2 separate regions of the Mus musculus genome follow, and region 2 is linked to region 1. Evidence: chromatin contacts called from ENCODE Hi-C or POLR2A ChIA-PET data. All regions are on one chromosome and are shown on one strand. The core of a region is the stretch at or near the end of the contact, and the rest is flanking DNA. Distances in the headings are between cores, read along the strand shown. Region 1 overlaps Dhx32 (DEAH (Asp-Glu-Ala-His) box polypeptide 32). Region 2 holds the start of Dhx32 (DEAH (Asp-Glu-Ala-His) box polypeptide 32).

Region 1 (2,700 bases), core at 77-2,576:
GCCCCGTGGCCAGGGAGACACCAGGCAGGGTCTGTCTCCTCTCACCTGCTTTCTTCTGTGACTTGGAGCTTAACTTCTAAAAAGCAAGCAAATGTTTAGATCACTGAATGAAGGGCTCTAACTTAAAAGTATTGGCAGCTGTCTAATCAATACCTTAGTTTTTGCTTCCATTTACGTAGAAGTAACTTAAATTTCCCCACACTTTTGGCCAGTGGTTAAACTTTTCCATGATGCCTACCCTGGAAGTAAATGACAATCTGCCTGTAATGTCTCTGTCCTTTGCTGTATTTAGCAAGACAGATAAGTAGGAGGTAGGAGTGTTTGAGATGGGGGCTGTGTGACCCGGGCCTGTGTGCATGCTCCCTTCACCTCGTCCTGGCCCCGAGGATGACATCTCGGGTGGGAATCCCATCCACTTCCTCCTTGCTGCATGATGGTCCCTGAACTTCACATGGGTCGGTGTTTGCCACCGACGGATCTGCTACAGTGATCTTTCCAGAAGCCTCCTCTGCAGAAGGGTTTTCACTGTTTTTGTTGCTTTTACATTTTGTTGTTAGGGGTTGAACCCAGAGCCCGAGCAGCCTATGAGAGTGTTCCACTACTGAGACACATTCCAGGCTAGACTTTTCATGGTCAGGATGGGCCTTAGAGACTGCATGCTACAGTGTTAGCCAAGTGCGTGTCACCCGCTAACGCTGCCATCCAGCCTACTACTCTGCCTTGGTGCCCTCAGCATCTTTCTGCTCAGGACAGGGGATGTTTGATGGACTAGATGTGAAGGGGGAAGTAAGAGTAGGCCTGCAAGAGGGTTCTGAAGAAATCAAACATCAGAGATACCTGAAAGGAAGCCTTTGGCTGGCCTGTGGGCTCCCTGCTCTCTGTGTGGCTCCTGTTTGCTGCTTACCTCGTGAGGTTTCAAACTGATAACTGGGAACAAAGGGGTCAGAGTCACCATTTATTTTTGGCTCCTGATAATGCCAGCAGCTGTTTTCTGCTGTGCTTGGGGAAATATCATTGTGGATGAACTCTGACTCATCATTTTGGAAACAAAAAAACCAACCAAACCAAAAAAAAAAAACATAGAAGAAGCTTGTGGCCAACATATAATTGAAATGTCCGAGCACAGCGAGCTCTGGCTCTCAGGCTCTGTGAACCGTGTGGCAGTGGCCTTGGCTCTCAGGCTCTGTGAACTGTGTGGCAGTGACCTTGGCTCTCAGGCTCTGTGGACCGTGTGGCAGTAGCCTTGGCATGACGAGGCTCTCGGCAGCTAAGTGAGTTCCCTCAGCATGGCGCTCTGCAGAAACATGAAATCCAGGGGGGTTGTTTTATTTATTTGTTTTGTTTTTCCCTTTTCCTTGGCTGCATGAGGAATGACCTCCACATAAGTGTCACAGCCACTGTTGATCTGGGTCAGGAAGACCAGGACTAACCGAGTGCCTCAGCAGAAACAGATGGCTGAGACTGTTATTGTCCTTGGAAGGCAAAGGTACCTGGACAGGGATTTGAAGAGAAACCAGGCAAAATGCCCCTGCCTCTGCCGAATGTCATCTCTTTGCTCTGATTCAGAATTTGTTTTAACTTGTTGCAGATAAAACTGGTTTTGAGTTGAGATGACCAGGATTTCTGAGATTTGAAAAGAAAAATGAGAGTCAGGCATGGTGATACGTGTCTATAACCACAGAGCTTACAGAATGGAACTGGAGGCAGGAGAATTGGAAGTTCAAGATCAATCAGGATAGGTTATTTCTCTGCCAGTGAAATGAGCCAATTCAAGCCAGATTAGAATATATTAAAGGCAGGTTTATTGGGAAGTGGCTCTCGGGGAGTTCATGGGGTCCCAAGGACTGAGGCCGGGGAGTCACCATGGGGAGAGGGAAGGGGAAGAAAGAGAGAAAGGGGTGGGGTGGCTGCAGAGACAGAAAAGAAGTAGAGGGGTCAAAATATCTGGATTATATAGGGAAGAGCCTTTGGGGAAGGGCAGCCTAGCCCCTGGGCTGGAAAGTTCAAGGTTGGGGCAGGGTCTGAGGGATACTAGGAGAAACTGGAGGCCAGGTCTGAAACCAGAAGCAGGTGGGGAGGGAGGAAGGAAGAAAGGGAGGAGGGAGGGAGAAAGGAAGAAAAGAAAGAAGGAAGGAGAGAAGGAAGAGAAAAATGAACTGTACCCACTAGGACTTGTAGCTTGGTGTATGCAAAAAGACAGGGTACTGAAGAGAACACACTGTGCAGGCGGGGCCAGACTCCTCCTTGCAGAGGCCAATTAGAAGGGGAATCCAGCTCTGCAGTGGCCCCATCAGGGCTCAGGTGCACACTTTTCACTAGAAGGCTCCTGAGTTAGTGAACCTGGCGCTTCTGTCATCACAGCCACACTCCCAGAGGCATTTGTGAGGATGTCTGCAAGTCTGTGATGGATTGAAAACACAGATTGGTCCAAAGTGCCACAGTCTGTACTAGGGAGTGAGAGAAAGCCACCTGCTAGCTTGGCTCAGTCGTCAGAGCTGCATCAGGAGCTTTGGACAGAGACTCCTCTCTGCAGGCAGGACGCATGCTGCATGCTACCTCCGACAGCCCAAAGCTAAGCAGTTGTTCTACCACTGCACCCGCAAAGACCATAGCTAGAATCTTGTTGTTGTTTATCTATTTTTATTACATTTATCTGAGAAGTTCAGAATACAACTTGCAGGAGTCCCTTCTTTTCTTCCA
Region 2 (2,700 bases), core at 61-2,560, 46 kb before region 1:
CCAGCCTGGTCTTTAAACAGTGAGTTCCAAGCTAGCCAGAGAGATAGTGAGATTCTGTTTCAATCAAAACAAAATGAAAAACAGCACTGTAGCCCCAGCACTTTCAGAATGTGGAGCCATGAAGATTCTGAGCCACTGGTTCAGGAGGCTAGGTCACGAAGTTTGCCCTAAACTCAAGGTCAGCCTGGGCTGCAGGAGACAAACTCAAACTTAAGAGTATTTTTAAAAACAAAACAAAAACCAGGGCTAATGAGATGACTTCGCGCAAACAATGCTTGCAGAAAGTAAAAGAGCCAAGTTTGATGCCCAGAACCTCCATAAAATATCAAGTGTGGTGGTGTGATTTGTAGATTCAGCCCTAGAGAGCTGGAGACAGGATCACCTCTGGGGTTCTGCTAGCCGGTTTGCCTAGCCTAGTTCACTAGAGCTCTAGGTCAGTGGGACACCCTGTCTTGAAAACCAAGGTGGGAGCCTGAAGATGTGGTTCAAATATCATGAACACTGACTGCTCTTCCAAAGGACCCAGCACCCACAAGCCTACTCACAGCCTGCTTTTATTATAGTTCAAGGGGATTGGGTTCTCTCTTCTGGTCTCTGTAGAGGCACAAGGCACATGAGTGGTGCAGAGACATATACATGCAGGCAAAACATCTGTACACATTAAATAAAATAAAATAAAAATTTAAAACCAAGGTGGATGGCAAGAAAAGACACCAGAATGTCCCCTCTGGGTTCCACACAAATGTGGCACACTTGCATGTGCACCTGTGTGACACCTGCACACGTGTGCACAAACACATGCATCCGCACGAATAGTCAATAACAAAGAACGGAAAATTTAAGACAAACAGGAATGAGAAACTTTTGTTATGTATCTTATGCTGGGCGGAAGCACATGAATTATATATACCACAGACTTTAGGGATAAGATCGAAGAGAGGCAAGAACACATAAATTCAAGGCCCAGGCTCCATGGAGGTTCACTAAGACACTGGAAGCACTATTAACCATTCGTAAGCCCATTGCTAGTGAGGGCATCAGCCGTGCTCTGTGGAATCTGTGGATCATTTAGCCGAGGGTTCGAGACCTGGCCCGGCTAGCTCGGTCTCTGCTCGCACCCCAGGCCCTAGCCCGCCGCTTACTGTGGGGCTCCATGGTCAGCTGCTCCCGGGGGCCCTCGGGCCCAGCCCTGGCGGCGCCGCCCTCCTAACGCCTGTCTTCGTCTGGCGTCGCTCGGGTTGCCCTGACAACCGGGGATGGGCAGGCGAGCGGGCGGGCGGGGCCCGGCGGACGGCGAGAGGGAGGGACCAAAAAGTGACGTGGAAACGCAGAGCAGCGCACGGGCGGGAGTGGCGCAGGGGGGTCGCGACCCGGGAGCGCGGCGGCTTCAGCAGAGCCGCGCCCCGAGCTCGGGAACGCTCTGTCAGCTCCTCTAGGGACCACGCGAACGTCGGCCGGGCTCGGGAAGCTCCCGCCCAGGCTCTGGGAGGCCTCGGCGGCCGCCGCTGCAGGTAACGGCAGGGCAGGCGGCGGGGAAGCAGGGAGGCCGCGCACCTGTTGCGGCCCCGCCCGACCAGGCACAGCTGAGGGCGAGGGCGCCCCCAGCTCCGGAAGGAGAACCGGAGCTCCGGCCTGAGATCTTCTGGACCCTGGTGGGTTAAGTCTAGGATGACCTGAGACGCCCCAGTGAGAGTCAGAACAAACCCTGCTCCAGCCGGATGACTCGGTCTTTGCACCGCCGTAACCCCAAGCTAGAGTCAGGGTTACCCCTGCATCTGGCGTCCGTCCAGGTCAGGGTCCGGATGAACCCGGAGATGCCCGGGTGAGAGTCGAGATAGACCCTGTTCCTGCTGGAGGACCCAGCTTTTGCCTGCCAGTACCCATTCTCCAGAGTGAAGGGCTATTGCTTCAGGATGTTGCCCCAAGTCATGGTCCGGACTCGGCCTTTGCGCGTGGCAGCTCTTTTCCAGGGTGGGTACCCTATACCGGGATGTTGTCCCAGGTCAAGGCTAGGATGACCCTAAGACTCCGAGTATGGGTGCTCTCAGCTCCTCCTGGAGGACTCGTTCTTTGCACCACATGTTTCAGAGAGGGGTGTTCGAATCCGTTTGCCTAGGTGAGGGTGTGAAAGCTGCTCCTGCCTCTATAGTAGGCCAAGGCTGTCTACTGAGACTACGGGCAGTTCCTCCCCTAGTCCTGCTCTGTCTATCATCCCCACTGTCACCTATCATATTTCAGGCTGTGGGCCCCTTGTGGGATCTTGGAAATTGGTTTAGTTTGGTGTGTGTGTGTGTGTGTGTGTGTGTGTGTGTTTGTGTTTGTGTTACAATACTCATTTTTCCTGTTGATTTTTTTTGGGGGGAGAGGGGGGTCACTGAGTCAGCCAAATTGTGTAGGATACTGGTTTCAAAGACCAGGATCCAGGTTTTCCTTTAAGAAAGGTGTGAAGGGGGGAAAAACCCACTAGGAATTTTTATCTGGTATGGTGTAGAATTTTCAAACCACCTCAGAGAGTGTCATGGGTTAAGGAGAGAAGAGGGGGAAGCAGAGGAAGGAAGAAAAATGGAGAAGAGATAAGAAAGGGATGAGGAAGTGCGGAGAAACAGAGGAAATTGTAGGATTGATTTACCGGTCAGCGCTGGACATTAAAGGCCTTCCATCAACCCCTACTGCTGCCATAGACAGGACTAGAGAAAAATG

What was found. Hi-C counts contacts between places; a loop is a spot of excess contacts on that map. ChIA-PET counts read pairs that join two places held with the same protein, here RNA polymerase II (POLR2A).
Region 2: a map of heart shows a loop between it and region 1 (2.7-fold over the local background). The contact joins the promoter of Dhx32 here to the enhancer-like site in region 1. A Hi-C loop is called at or near these places in 8 of 37 maps with a recorded cell type or tissue (adrenal gland, gastrocnemius, heart and 2 more). POLR2A ChIA-PET finds 5 or more read pairs at or near these places in 2 of 5 experiments (both embryonic stem cell).

Annotation. Positions count from the first base shown.
Region 1 is chr7:133,729,302-133,732,001 of GRCm38, reverse strand. All of the region lies in intron 7 of Dhx32 (DEAH (Asp-Glu-Ala-His) box polypeptide 32), which reads left to right. Among named protein-coding and RNA genes, the nearest start is that of Bccip, 21 kb to the right of the region's middle. Within about 2 kb of position 1,326, at least 1 of the 3 ENCODE cell types and tissues checked has a DNase peak (open chromatin) inside an H3K27ac peak, as active enhancers do; it is heart, where a contact is called at or near this core.
Region 2 is chr7:133,775,413-133,778,112 of GRCm38, reverse strand. It overlaps Dhx32 (DEAH (Asp-Glu-Ala-His) box polypeptide 32), which reads left to right and starts at 1,310. Exons shown (of 12, transcript NM_133941.2): 1 at 1,310-1,511. Fank1 (fibronectin type 3 and ankyrin repeat domains 1) reads right to left here and starts at 1,222. Exons shown (of 11, transcript NM_025850.2): 1 at 1,143-1,222. The coding sequence starts at 1,155.